Linked DNA regions of Homo sapiens: region 2 is linked to region 1. A link is an interaction called in ENCODE POLR2A ChIA-PET data of the cell type or tissue named here. Cell type or tissue: Caco-2. All regions are shown on one strand. Links, peaks and the distances in the headings refer to the core of each region. The heading gives the core; the rest is flanking DNA.

Evidence for each region. ChIA-PET counts read pairs that join two places held together with the same protein. Peaks named below come from ENCODE experiments on the same cell type or tissue, not always from the same donor. Only the 100,000 strongest peaks of a DNase experiment are listed, where the experiment ranks them.
Region 2: POLR2A ChIA-PET joins it to region 1 with 11 read pairs; 2 of 35 experiments call an interaction of 5 or more read pairs at or near these places.

Annotation. Positions count from the first base shown.
Region 1 is chr14:20,660,110-20,666,677 of GRCh38, reverse strand. It overlaps TRY-GTA5-4 (tRNA-Tyr (anticodon GTA) 5-4), which reads left to right and starts at 3,393; the gene lies at 3,393-3,486. It overlaps LOC124903281 (a long non-coding RNA gene), which reads right to left. Exons shown (of 2, transcript XR_007064059.1): 2 at 4,265-6,568. RefSeq lists silencers at 3,019-3,088, 5,037-5,256 and an enhancer at 3,199-3,478. In Caco-2, for the core only: no CTCF peak of the experiment used is centred there; a DNase peak (open chromatin) is centred at 3,498.
Region 2 is chr14:20,591,883-20,598,450 of GRCh38, reverse strand. RNASE11-AS1 (RNASE11 and RNASE12 antisense RNA 1) reads right to left here. Exons shown (of 5, transcript NR_122043.1): 3 at 1,632-1,775. Among named protein-coding and RNA genes, the nearest start is that of RNASE12, 3.8 kb to the right of the region's middle. In Caco-2, for the core only: no CTCF peak of the experiment used is centred there; no DNase peak of the experiment used is centred there.

The DNA.
Region 1 (6,568 bases), core at 1,967-4,466:
CTCTGGGGTATGTCTTTATCAGCAGCGTGAAAATGGACTAATACAGTAAATTGGTACCAGTAGAGTGCGGCATTGCTGAAAAGATACCCAAAAATGCGGAAGTGACTTTGGAACTGGGTAACAGGCATAGATTGGAACAGTTTGGAGGGTTCAGAAGAAGACACGGAAATGTGGGAAAGTTTGGAACTTCTTAGAGACTTGTTGAATGACTTTACCCAAAATGCTGATAGTGATATGGATAATAAAATGCAGGCTGAGGTGGTCTCAGATGGAGATAAGGAACTTGTTGGGAACTGGAGCAAAGATTATTCTTGTTATGTTTTAGCAAAGAAATTAACAGCATTTTGCCTCTGCCCTAAAGATTTGTGGAACTTTGAACTTGAGTAAGATGATTTAGGGTACCTGGCAGAAGAAATTTCTAAGCAGCAAAGCATTCAAGAGGTGACTTGGGTATGTTAAAGGCATTCAGTTTTGGTTTTTTTTTTTTTTTGAGATGGAGTCTTGCTCTGTCGCCCAGGCTGGAGTGCAGTGGCGCGATATCGGCTCACTGCAAGTTCTGCCTCCTGGGTTCACACCATTCTCCTGTCTCAGCCTTCCGAGTAGCTGGAACTACAGGTGACCGCCACCACGCCCGGCTAATTTTTTTTTGGTATTTTTAGTAGAGACGGGGTTTCACCATGTTAGCCTTGATCTCCTGACCTTGTGATCCGCCCGCCTCGGCCTCCTAAAGTGCTGGGATTACAGGCGTGAGCCAACACGCCCGGCGGCGTTCAGTTTTATATAGGAAGCAGAACATAAAAGTTTGGAAAATTTGCAGCCTGACTATGTGATAGAAAAGAAAAACCCAAACCCATTTTCTGGTGAGAAATTCAAACTGGCTACAGAAATTTGCACAAGTAGCAAGAAGCCTAATGTTAATCCCCAAGACCATGGGGAAAATGTCTCCAGGCCATGTCAGAGACCACCACGGCAGCCCCTCCCATCCATCACAGGCCCAGAAGCCCAGGAGGAAAAAGTGGTTTCGTGGGCCGGGCCCAGGGTCCTAGTGCTGTGTGCAGCCTAGGAACTCCGTGCTCTGTGTCCCAGCTGCTCCCCCTGTGGCTGAAAGGGGCTAACATACAGCTTGGGCGGTAGCTTCAGAGGGTGGAAGCCCCAAGCCTTGGCAGCTTCCATGTGGTGTTGAGCCTGCGGGTGCACAGAAGTCAAGAATTGAGGTTTGGGAACCTCCTCCTAGATTTCAGAAGAGTATGGAAACGCTTGGATGCCCAGGCAAAAGCTTGCTGCAGGGGTGGGGCCCTTATGGAGAACCTCTGCTAGGACAATGTGAAAGGGAAATGTGTGGTCAGAGCCCCCACACAGAGTCCCTACTGGGGCATTGCCTAGTGGAGCTGTGAGAAGAGGGCCACTATCCTCCAGACCCCAGAATGGTAGATCCACTGACAGCTTGCACCGTGCACCTGGAAAAGCTGCAGACCCTCAAGGCCAGCCCAGGAAAGCAGCTTGGAGAGAGGCTGTATCCTTCAAAGACACAGGGGTGGAGCTGCCTAAGACCATGGGAATCCACCTCTTGCATCAGTGTGACCTGGATGTGAGACCTGAAGTCAAAGGAGATCATTTTGAAGCTTTAAAATTTGACAGCCCTGCTGGATTTCGGACTTGCATGGGCTCTGTAACTCCTTCGTTTTGGCAAATTTCTCCCATTTGGAATGGCTGTATTTATCCAATACCTGTACCCCCATTGTGTCTAGGAAGTAACGAGCTTGCTTTTGATTTTACAGGCTCATAGGCAGAAGGGACTTTCCTTGTCTTAGATAAGACTTTGGACTGTGGACTTTTGGGTTAACGCTGAAATGAGTTAAGACTTTGGGGGACTGTTGGGAAGGCATAATTGGTGTTCAAATGTGAGGACATGAGATTTAGAGAGGCCAGGGGCGGAATGATACTGTTTGGCTGTGTCCCTACCCAAATCTCAACTTGAATTGTATCTCCCAAAATTCCCACGTGTTGTGAGAGGGACCAGGGGGAGATAATTGAATCACGGGGGCCAGTTTTTCCAGTGCTATTCTCAGGATAGTGAATAAGTCTCACAAGATCTGATGGGTTTACCAGGGGTTTCCGCTTTTGCTTCTCTCTTATTTTCTCCTGCCTCTGCCATGTAAGAAGTGCCTTGGACAGGAGGGGTGGCTCACGCCTGTAATCCCAGCACTTTGGGAGGCCGAGGAGGGTGGATCACCTAAGGTCGGGAGTTCAAGACCAGCCTGGCCAACATGGAGAAACCCCAAGTCTTTACTAAAAATGCAAAATTAGCCGGGCGTGGCGGCGCATACCTGTAATCCCAGCTACTCCGGAGGCTGAGGCGGCAGAATCGCTTGAACCTGGGAGGCGGAGGTGGCGGTGAGCTGAGATCGCGCCATTTCACTCCAGCCTGGGCAACGAGAGTGAAACTCCATCTCAAAAAAAAAAAAAAAAAAAGAAGAAGAAGAAGAAGAAGAAGAAGAAGTGCCTTTCACCTCCAGCCATGATTCTGAGGCCCCCTAGGCATGTGGAACTGTGAGTCCAATTAAACCTCTTTTTCATCCCAGTCTCGGGTATGTCTTTATCCGCAGCATGAAAACGGACTAATATACTTGCCCTACTTCAGAAAGAGGAAGCCTCTGGGGGAGAAAAAAAAAAGAGTTCTTGGTCAGTTTGCAGAGGAGGGAAGCCAAGCCCCAGTTGGGCGCTGGGGAGGAAGGAGGGTATCACAGTGCATCTGCAAGCCCTGGGCGAGTTCTTCTCACCTAGTCCCATTTGTTCTCTCTCTCACTTCTAGCACACTTGAATGCGCCAAAAAGCAAGCATAGGACACTGTAGGGAAAAGGGCGGAGGCACATCGGGAGAAGGGGCATGTGTGTGTTGGCCGGGAAGGGAGTAGGAAGGCCAGAGTTTTAGGAAAGGGCTGCTTAAGGACTTTCAGCAGACCCTGCAGCTGGTCTGCGGATAGCGGCCGCCCACCCAGAAGCTTTCCGAGTTCTTCTTTCCTCCTCCTGCAACCCCTGTCCCACAGGATCCACCCATCCACCTAGCCCATCCCTCTGACCGAGCCCTCTCACCCTCTTGTTTTCTTTCGCTGAGGGCTGTCATCCTCACTTGTAAAAACAGAGATGCACAGGTGGAGGAAGGCCACAGGCGAGAGCCTCCCGTCCTGGATTGTGGCTATCAGCGCTCTGGGACGCGAGGAAACCACACTCGGAGGATTTGCTCCACCCTGAGAGGTGCGCGGTGGCAACCAGCGCAAGGTTCTCTTCTAAGGCGGGTTCCAATCAACTCTAAGTGTGTTGACTCCAGCGTTCCAAGGACTTGGCTTCCTCCATTTGCGGAAAGTCCAGTGATCCAGCTCTTGCAGCGTGCACCCTTCGATAGCTCAGCTGGTAGAGCGGAGGACTGTAGATTGTACAGACATTTGCGGACATCCTTAGGTCGCTGGTTCGATTCCGGCTCGAAGGAAGTGCCCGATGCTTTTGCATGCAATGCCACCTGGTGCCTGGTCAAACGCCCTGCAGCCTCCAACTAGTATCCACCCACACCCTCCCAGTCAAAACCCAGAGAAACCTTTCCTGATCACCTGGTTTCCACACCTGTGCTGTGGCCAGGAAACACGCCCGTAAGCCCACTCATTCTTCCCACAGTCCAGGGACAGGTACTCTTCAACGCAAAGGGCCCCTTGCTTCTGCTTTGTGACCCAGTCAGCCCCTCTCCCCAACCCCCTTCGCACCCCCACCATCCAGAGCTCTTTCACTTTTATCCACAGACTGCTCTGGGTGCTGAGGGCCATGGACTCTAGCAACATTGTGTGCTCACCATTGATAGATCTCTCGATCTATTAAACCAGTGGGCCCACCATCAACTCCTAGAAGATCAAGCCTGCTGGAAGAGAAAAGGGTCAGAGACAACTGTGACATCCTCAGGAAAAAAAAAAAATGCTCTCTATGCTGTCTCTCTCTCATCTCCTTCTCCAGGTCTCTAGCAAATGCTTTTCTATCTGAGCATTCTCTCTCTCTCTCTCTGTTTTTCTCTGACTCTAGTTCTCTCATTATCTTTTGCTTGTAATGTATAGATGTATACAGACAGAAAATGTTCATTTCTGTTTTGTTTTGTCTATTTGTGGGAGAGAGTTGCCGCCCTGAGATTTTCTTAATAAATAGGGCTTCCACTGGCTCCATAATATTTTCCTTCAGGTTGAGAACAAAAATGTGCCCCCTTCCCACATACACCAAGCCTCACATTTCCCGAGCCTTCGCACCTTTTAATGTTGCTACAGTAAACTTTGGGCTCCTGCTGGAAGAAGAAAGATACCTTCCACTCAGTTCAAAGTCTGCAAAAACACCTATACCAAGTGTCTTACTGGTTGTGAAGGTGTGAGAGAGGGAAAGAGAGTATAAAAGGGCAGACTTGGAAAGAACTTCAGTGACCCGGGAGGGTTGGGGGCTGTTGGGTCCCTGGCAGGGAGCAGAATTGAAGCTTGGGTGGCAGCTGCCACCTTGCAGAGGTACACAAGTTCACCTCCTTAGGCCACTGGCTTGTTGCATCTGAGCAGCATGCTCACTTTTATGTGGGGGCTCTGCAGGCACAGCTGGAAGGTTGCGCCTTCTACAAGAGGAAGATGGCTGGCACAATCTGAGAGCATGAAGCAGGAAATGGGCTTGGCTTTCACCAACTGGGCTTCACCTCTGGGAAGATGAAGTGGGTTCATCAAAGTATGAGCCAGAGAGGAACCACAATGAGTGTCCCCTGGTCCCATCCTATGCTCTGGGGAAAAAAAAAAAAATCTTCAGACGCTTGATATACAGATGAAAATTATCACAGAGAGCACTGCAAGCAAAACAGTGATGGAAATTTGGTTCTCAGAGGCCTTCTGGGAACCCGGTGACCACTCTCCCCTACCCGATGGGCATAACTGCTTTTTCACTCTGCGTCTCAAACTAGAGAGTACACATGTCTTCCCCTCCTAGAAAGCAGATCCTGTTCTCCCCCTACGGCCTATTCCCTACCTCTTCTCTGTTGTATCAGCCTTTCCTGCTTCCCACTGCTGATGGAAAGGGGCAGAGCTGTGGACTCACCAGTGCCCCAGCAACATTCTGTAGCTCTGCAGCCCCAGAGAGATCCCAGCCTCGAATGACATTGCTGCAGAGATCAGCAAACAGAAACCAAAGTAGAACCTTTGGTCTATACTGGATATGTCCTTGATAAGATGTGGCGGTACCAGGTTTTTTGGAACCTAGGCTTGGTGCTTTGAGGGAAAAAACAGAGGTGGGCCATTGAGTGGTGTTTGGTCATCAGCAAAAGTGTGGGTGATCCCTGACCATGACTTTTCCCCTATAAACTCAATAAAGGGTGGGTCTTTTGGGTTCAGCTTGCTGTGCCACCAGTAACTGTCTCACTGTTTGTGTGGGTGATGAGTGGTCTTGGGATAGTGGACACACACCATATGGGATATGAACCCTTTGTAACAATTTGTGGCCTAGGTAAGGGGTCCAAAGCTCACCTGGTTTCCTCTATCAGCCCCCTTTTCTTTCCAGGGGCCCCTACTTTAGAAAGCAGCAGCCTCTGGGAAAGGATTCTTGGTCAGTAGCAGAGGACTGGATCGAAGCTTTTATGCTGGCCTTTGGGGTTAGAGGTAATGGGTATCACATGGTGATCTGCGAGCCCCTGGCCCTACTCTCTCCCCACATATCTTTTTTTTTTTTTTTTTAAATTGTCTCTGTCGCCCAGGCTGGAGTGCAGTGGCAAGATCACAGCTTACTGTAGCCTCGAACACCCGGGCTCAGATGATCCTCCCACCTCAGCCTGCTGAGTGGCCAGGACCACAGGTGCAGGCCACCACACCCGGATACTTTTTAGAAGTTTTTCTGTAGAGATGGCTTCTCCCTATGTTGCCCAGGCTGATCTCGAACTCCTGCGCTCAAGCGCCCCTTTCGCCTCGGCCCGCTAAATTGTTGGAATTGCGGTGCGAGCCACCATACCTGGCCTCCACCTATCCTCCTGCATTTCCTCCCTCTCTTCCCATTATGCCTCAATACTCCAAAAAGTGAGCATAGGACACTGGGTAGAAGGGCCGCGCACATCGAGAGGAGTGTGTTTGAGGTGGTGGGAAGTAGAGGACAGGCTGTTAGGGCAGTGCCCCCTTATGGTCTTCCATCAGACCCTGACGCTAGGCTGGGGTTGGAAGCTGCTTACACCACGCCCATGCTGGTTCTCCTCTTTTCCTCCTCCAGTGTCCTCTCCTCCACTGGACCCACCCATCAGTCTCACCAAGCCCTCTGCCCTCGCCGTCTTACCTCATTTTCCCTCTGGCCACTAAGGGCTGTCATCTTCACAAGCAGAAAGAGCGATGCAGAGGGAGAGGAAGGCCACAGGTGAGAGCTCCTCCTCGTGGATCGTGGCTATCGGCGCCCCAGAGACGCCAGGCACCCCCCCGGGCCCAGAGGATTTGCTCTGTCCGGAAAGGGGCGCAGTGGAGACCGGCGCAGAGTTCTCTTCCAAGTCGGGTTCCAATTAACTCAACGAGTATTGGATCTCCGGTGGTCCA
Region 2 (6,568 bases), core at 2,130-4,629, 68 kb after region 1:
TGCCATAGGGGAAGGCTGGCTAATGGTCCTTCCTCAAGGAGAATTCAAAGGGAACTTTTGAGGGCTGAGCCTGGGGACACACAGGAGAAGCCAGATAAGCTATGATCAAAGCATTCTCAGAAGTGGAAAACTGAAGGCACCGGCCTACCCAGAAGCTGTTAGAAAGACACACTTAGGTAACTTTCCCTTAGCCTGGTCTTCCTTGGGCTATTGCCTGGTGGCAATCATTTCAGAGACGCGAAGAAAGTTATAAAGCAAGAAATGACTTGTTTTTCCCCAAGGGAGAACAGGACCTCCTATGTGCATAGCACAGGGCTATAACTGCAGGGCTGAGACTGATGGCTTCGTCAGAACATGTCCTGCCCACGATCAGGAACAGCTTGTTCTGGACACACACAGGCCCCAGTCTATCTACTCCACCTGGACAAGGGGACAGGTGAGGTGGTAGGAGGGGGTTTGGAAGAGTGCCCAGGGGCTTATGAGGGTACCGCACAATCCTTCATTTCACACCTTGTCAAGAAAACAGCTCTGCAATTGCCAAAAGTAGACAATGAACCCTCCAGAGCAGGGGTGTCTCGTGCCTTTTTTCCCCAGTAGTAAGTGTTCCCGATTTAGGAAGGTGTCCCTTCAACCGAATGCCAATTCCTAGGCAAGTTCACAGAACTGCTCCACCACACTCATGAGTCAGCTCCCACTTCAGGGTCTGGTACCCAGGCTCCAGCTTCCCGGTTGCTACTGCTCCCCTGCACTCCAGGCTGGGAGGCAGAGACCACCTCCTATTCCCTCAGGGTGGGGGAAAATAAAACTTGTGGCCAGAGCATTGTCATCTTAAGAGAACAGCCATGGAGTCCATTTTAATTTAGCTCAGAACTTTAGTTTGTGAAAGCAGAGCGAGATCTTACAAATAATCAAATTCTTCCTTTATTCTTTCTTATTACCCCCATTTTAGAGTGGAAGCAATGCAGACCCTGAGCAGTGACATGACTTCACAGCTACTTACTGGCAGAAGAGGGGAAAGATCTGACATCTTTCACCCATTCATCCACTCCACAAACATTTTTTGATCTCTTCAGAAATACCAGGCACTGTGCTAGAGAGAACAAGAACATTCCTCTTGCTCTCCAGAGGCTCACAGCATGCAAGGAGAAGGCCAGATGAATCGCCTGTAGCACCACTTAGGGAGTTATGTGCTGGAACCACACAGAAAAGCTTCTTGTAGACACTCAAGGAAGAGAGGGGGGTGGTTAGTTTAAGAAGGGGTTCCTGGAGGGGTTGGTAAAGTCCCATGGCCTTTGCATTGCTCTTAGAAATATTTCTTGACATGTGAACTTGCATTGGGTGACTAAGAGTGTGTGTGAACCAGCCTAGATTTCCTCATGAGCAAGGCCTACTTCCACTGTTAGAAAGAAACTCAGGATATCACCTGACTCTTTTCATCACCAGAGTAGGAGGTGAAAATGGTTCGGGGGGCTCCTTAGTGAAAATACACAGAAAAGGAAAGAAATCGGTACCCAGTTCAGAGGCACTTTCAACCTTTTTGTCTTAAGAGAGGTGCTCAAAGTGCTCAAAGGTAGCTTCTGGGTGATAGAGAAGTAGGAAAAGTCTAGAAAATTGTGGAGTTAGGGGAGCACCTTTTGCTTTAAATGACCTTCCTGCATCCAAGGTCTTCCCAGCTCCTTCACTGCCAGTCACACTCCTGGGCCATGCTGCCATTTTGTAGATTTCAAAATTATTCGAAGAGTAGGTTTTAAATGTTCTCGCTATTAAAAAAGGATCTGCACTATTAAAAAAGTAATGGATATGTTAATTTGCTTGATATAATCATCCCACAGTGTACTATATATATCAAAACTTCACATTGAACCTCATAAATATATAAAATTATTATTTGTCAATTAAAAATAAAAATCTAAATTAAAAAAAAGTCTGACTAGATAACCTGGTGGGTATCCACTCCATAATATAGTTGAATTAGTTCTTAATATTTTCTTAAAGTGTTTTATGGTTTTAGAAAAGTATATATGAATAATTCTGAGTTTCTGAATGATAGTGTGAACAGAATCTGAAGTGCTCACCTTGAACTGTTAAGCCAAGAAGAAATCACTTTCTAACTTCTTTAAGTCACTGGATTACTGATGATGTCTTTGTTTTTTTGTTTTGTTTTTGTTCTTGTTTTTTTGAGATGGAGCCCCATTCTGTTGCCCAGGCTGGAGTGCAGTGGCACGATCTCGGCTCACTCCAACCTCCGCCTCCTGGGTTCAAGTGATTCTCCTGCCTTGGCCTCCGGAGTTGCTGGGATTACAGGCACACGCCACCATGCCTGGCTAATTTTTGTATTTTTAGTAGAGACAGGGTTTCACTGTGTTAGCCAGGCTGGTCTCCAACTCCTGACCTCAGGTGATCCGCCCGCCTCCACCTCCCAAAGTGCTGGGATTACAGGCATAAGCCACTGCGCCTGGCCTGATGATGTCTTTGTTACAGCAGCTTATCCTTACCCTGTGCACTCTTCCCAAAAGCTTCCAGCTGTGCATCCTTTCCTTCTCACTGGCCCCACATGAATGGGATTACCTTGATTGACTCAGGGCCCAGCAGATTCACACCCAGATCCCCAGCAGGTTCCCTTGAAGCTCATGGTTATGTGGAGAACTGGTACATTCTCAAACAATATTAGTGCTTGGTTAGAAAGGCAGAAAGAGAAAACCTGTAATGGCTAGGACTACTCTGATCATCCTATTTAAATTTGCACAACACCAGCTGGGTGCAGTGGCTCACGCCTGAAATCCCAGCACTTTGGGAGGCCAAGATGGGTGACTTGCTTGAGTCCAAGAGTTACAGACCAGCGTGGGCAACATAGCAAAACCCCATCTCTACAAAACTACAAAAATTAGCCAGGCATAGTTGTGCATACCTGTGATCCCGGCTAGTCGGGAGGCTGAAGCATGAGAATCGCTTGAGCCTGGGAGGCTGAGGTTGCAGTGAGCCGCGATTGTGCCACTGCACTCCAGCCTGGGCAACAGAGTGAGACTCTGTCTCAAAAAAAAAAAAAAAAAAAAAAAAAAAAGTGCACAGCACTTATTATCCTCTAAAACACTAAAGTATTGATTATGCTTATTTTTCATTGTCTATCTCCTTCCACCAGATGTAAATTCCATGAGAGTAGGAATTTAATTTTTAAAAAATACTTATTTGCAAATATACACAAAAGTAGAAAGAATAGAATAATAGATCCTATTACACCTCTCCTCCTAAAAGCAACAATTATAAAAAATTTGCCAGAGATTTTTTTTCTCTCTTCCCGTTTTCCTCCTCCCTTTTTCTTTCTTCGTTTCTTTTTGCTTTATTTCTTGGAAGAAAATACTTGACATCATGATATTTCACACTTAGAACTATTGAATATTATCTCCAAAAAATAAAGACATTTTCTACATAATTATAATTATTATATCTTATAAAAGTAAAATTATGTTCTTAACATAATCTAATGCCCAGTCCATATGCACATTCAAGTAAGATTCAAAATTTGAATATTCTTTTAATCTGTAACAGTTTATCCCTCTTTGTTTTTGTGTGATAGACTTTGTGAAGAAACTGGTAGAATGTCACATAATCTGGATCTGTCTTATTGCTTCCTTGTAGTATTATATAATTTGCACCTCTTTTCCCTAAATTTCCTATAATCTGGAAGCTAAATCTCAGGCATAATAAACTAATCTGCTCAATTATTTGGCAATACTACTGGGTAAACAGTGCTGTGCACGTGCTACAGTACCTTATTAGGAGGCACATCATAACTCACCTTCTACTTCTGTTTGGGTGGTGGCAGCTAGATCTTCCATTGCAAAGTTCCCCATAGCCTCTCTTTTTTTTTGTTTGTTTGGTTTTTTTGTTGTTGTTGTTTGTTTTTTGTTTTGTTTTGTTTTTTGAGACGGAGTCTCGCTCTGTCGCCCAGGCTGGAGTGCAGTGGTGCGATCTCGGCTCACTGCAAGCTCCGCCTCCCGGGTTCACGCCATTCTCCTGCCTCAGCCTCCCGAGCAGCTGGGACTACAGGCACCCGCCACCACGCCCAGCTAATTTTTTGTATTTTTAATAGAGATGAGGTTTCACCATGTTAACCAGCATGGTCTCGATCTCATGACCTCATGATCCGCCCTCCTCGGCCTCCCAAAGTGCTGGGATTACAGGCGTGAGCCACCGTGCCCGGCCTTATATAGCCTCTCATTTAATAATTTTACCACCCAGCAAATGCTTTTTGCCTGGCTTAATGATTTCATTAATGATTATAAAATTGCGATTTTCTAATTTTATTATTCTTTTCATATTTATTAGTTGTCATTGTTCTCTAAAGAAGAGCTTTTCCACAGCACATGGAAGCGATTTGGTCGCCCAGGAATATACTTCCTGAAGGAACGGCAGAATAAATGTACTAGTCTTATATTTTAATTACCAATTTTCATACTGAGGTACTGATTCAGAGTCAGTAGTGGGGAGAGGGACATTTGCCTTTTCACTGGTGTGTCCCAAGGGCCTAGAAGAGTGCCTGGCACAGGTAGTGTTTAATAAATATATGTTGAATTAAATAATATGTGAATGATAAAAGGCCCTTACAATAGGTGACAAAAATCCTTTATATAGTAGGTGTTTGAAAAAAGTCACGTCTTACTACAACAAAGGGTCAAGATTCTGGATCTGAACTCTGTATTCTAGGTGTTTTTACCAGAGGTGAATGAGAATGTTTGTCCCTTAGTTAATGCCGTTGGCCACTACAGGTGCCACAGAATAAAGAAGGAATAAGAACAATATGCTGTCCAGATTCCCCTGGAAATCTGGGGAGGAAAAGGGAACTTTATAATGGCATGAGTTGAAATTCTCCCCAAGGAAAATTAATTCTAAGTCAAAAGACTCAGAATTAGTTTTAATTTTTTTTTTTTTTTTTGGTGGGGGATGGAATCTCACTCTGTCACCCAGGCTGGAGTGCAGTGGCACAATCTCTGCTCACTGCAGTCTCTACTTCCTGGGTTCAGGTGATCCTCCCACCTCAGCCTCCCAAGTAGCTGGGACTACAGGCGTGCACCACCACACCCCACTAATTTTTGTGTTTTTATAGAGAAGGGGTTTCACCATGTTGCCCAGGCTGGTCTCAAACTCCTGCCCTTAATTGATCTGCCGGCCTCTGCCTCCCAAAGTACTGGGATTACAGGCATTAGCTACTGCGCCCATTCTGAATTAGTTTTAATTTGATGCAGAAGAAATACTGTGGCATTTTGTTAGATTCTACACCCAGGAGTGGGATTAAAAGGTCTCAGGTCAAACCCTTAATCTTACCAAACGTTTCCAGATTCCTTTCTAGTATTGCCACATCTATTTTTATGCCCAGCAATGTTTTTACCAGCAGTTGATATGATCTGTTTTTCCAATTCTTGATAATCATTTTTGATAATCTGATGGTTATAAACTATTTCTTTGTTATTTCAAGCTTTCATTTCTTTAATTACTAATGAAGTGGAGCATTGCTCATTACCCATTTTGGCTTTATCTTCTGAAATTGGCTTTTCCTTGACTATTTTTTTTTTCCCCTGGGGTTTCCTGTCTTTTTAGGGCTGACATGAAGGAGTTTCTTATATGTAGATGCTAATCTACATATAAATCTAAAACCACAAATGTGGTTTTAGGCATTACAAATATTTTCTTCCAGGCTGCCACACTAGTTAACATTTGGACTCAGTCTCAACTCCTTTTGCAGTGTGATACCCTAGGGATAGGTTTAGTTGCCTCCTTTGGGGAAAATCTTTGTAACGGGGATTACTTCTCTGCCTGTACACTTAGTAAATTATCTGTACTTCAGCTACTTGGAAGTTCTGGCAGGAAATAATGAACATGTTACAGTACATAGATATAATTCTCTGTATACATTGGAAATGTTTCTGCAAGATGTACAAAATCAAATTTTGTTAATTGAAAATCATGTCAAAAATTAAGCATGCACTTATATCTTTGTGGCATTGGGTAACACATATCCAAAACAGGATAGTCTGAATTCTGAAAGGGCACCCAGAATGGACATTTCTGGAAGTAAATATATTCTCCTGGTTGCTCATTTTCACAATTTGAAATTTTGCTTTCGTTTTTGTATAGAAAGAAAAGCATTCTTTGAAGGCTTCTCCAGGATTCTGTTTTTCCTAGATAATTTTTTACGCTGCGATTATTTTCTTCCTGCCAATTAGAAAGACACAGATATGCACAGAGGAGATTTTGTACCTGTCGCTCCAAAAGAGAAATGACTTCAGGGCATGAAGTAGTAAAACTAAGTCCATTTGCCCGTTCCTATATCAACTAACTGGGAGATGATAGCAACAAAAATAATTCTCTGGTCTCAATACTTTGAACCACTGTGTTTTAGCTAAGCCTTTATCCACTAATCTCCCATGTGGGTTTCCCATGTATACCATGGTTCAGTGGTTCCCCTTATAACTTTTGCTATATATTAGAATCACGTGGGGATCCTTTAAGAATCCCCAACCCAGATCGCACACAATATCAGTTAAAGCAGAATGTATCAAGGTGGAAGCCA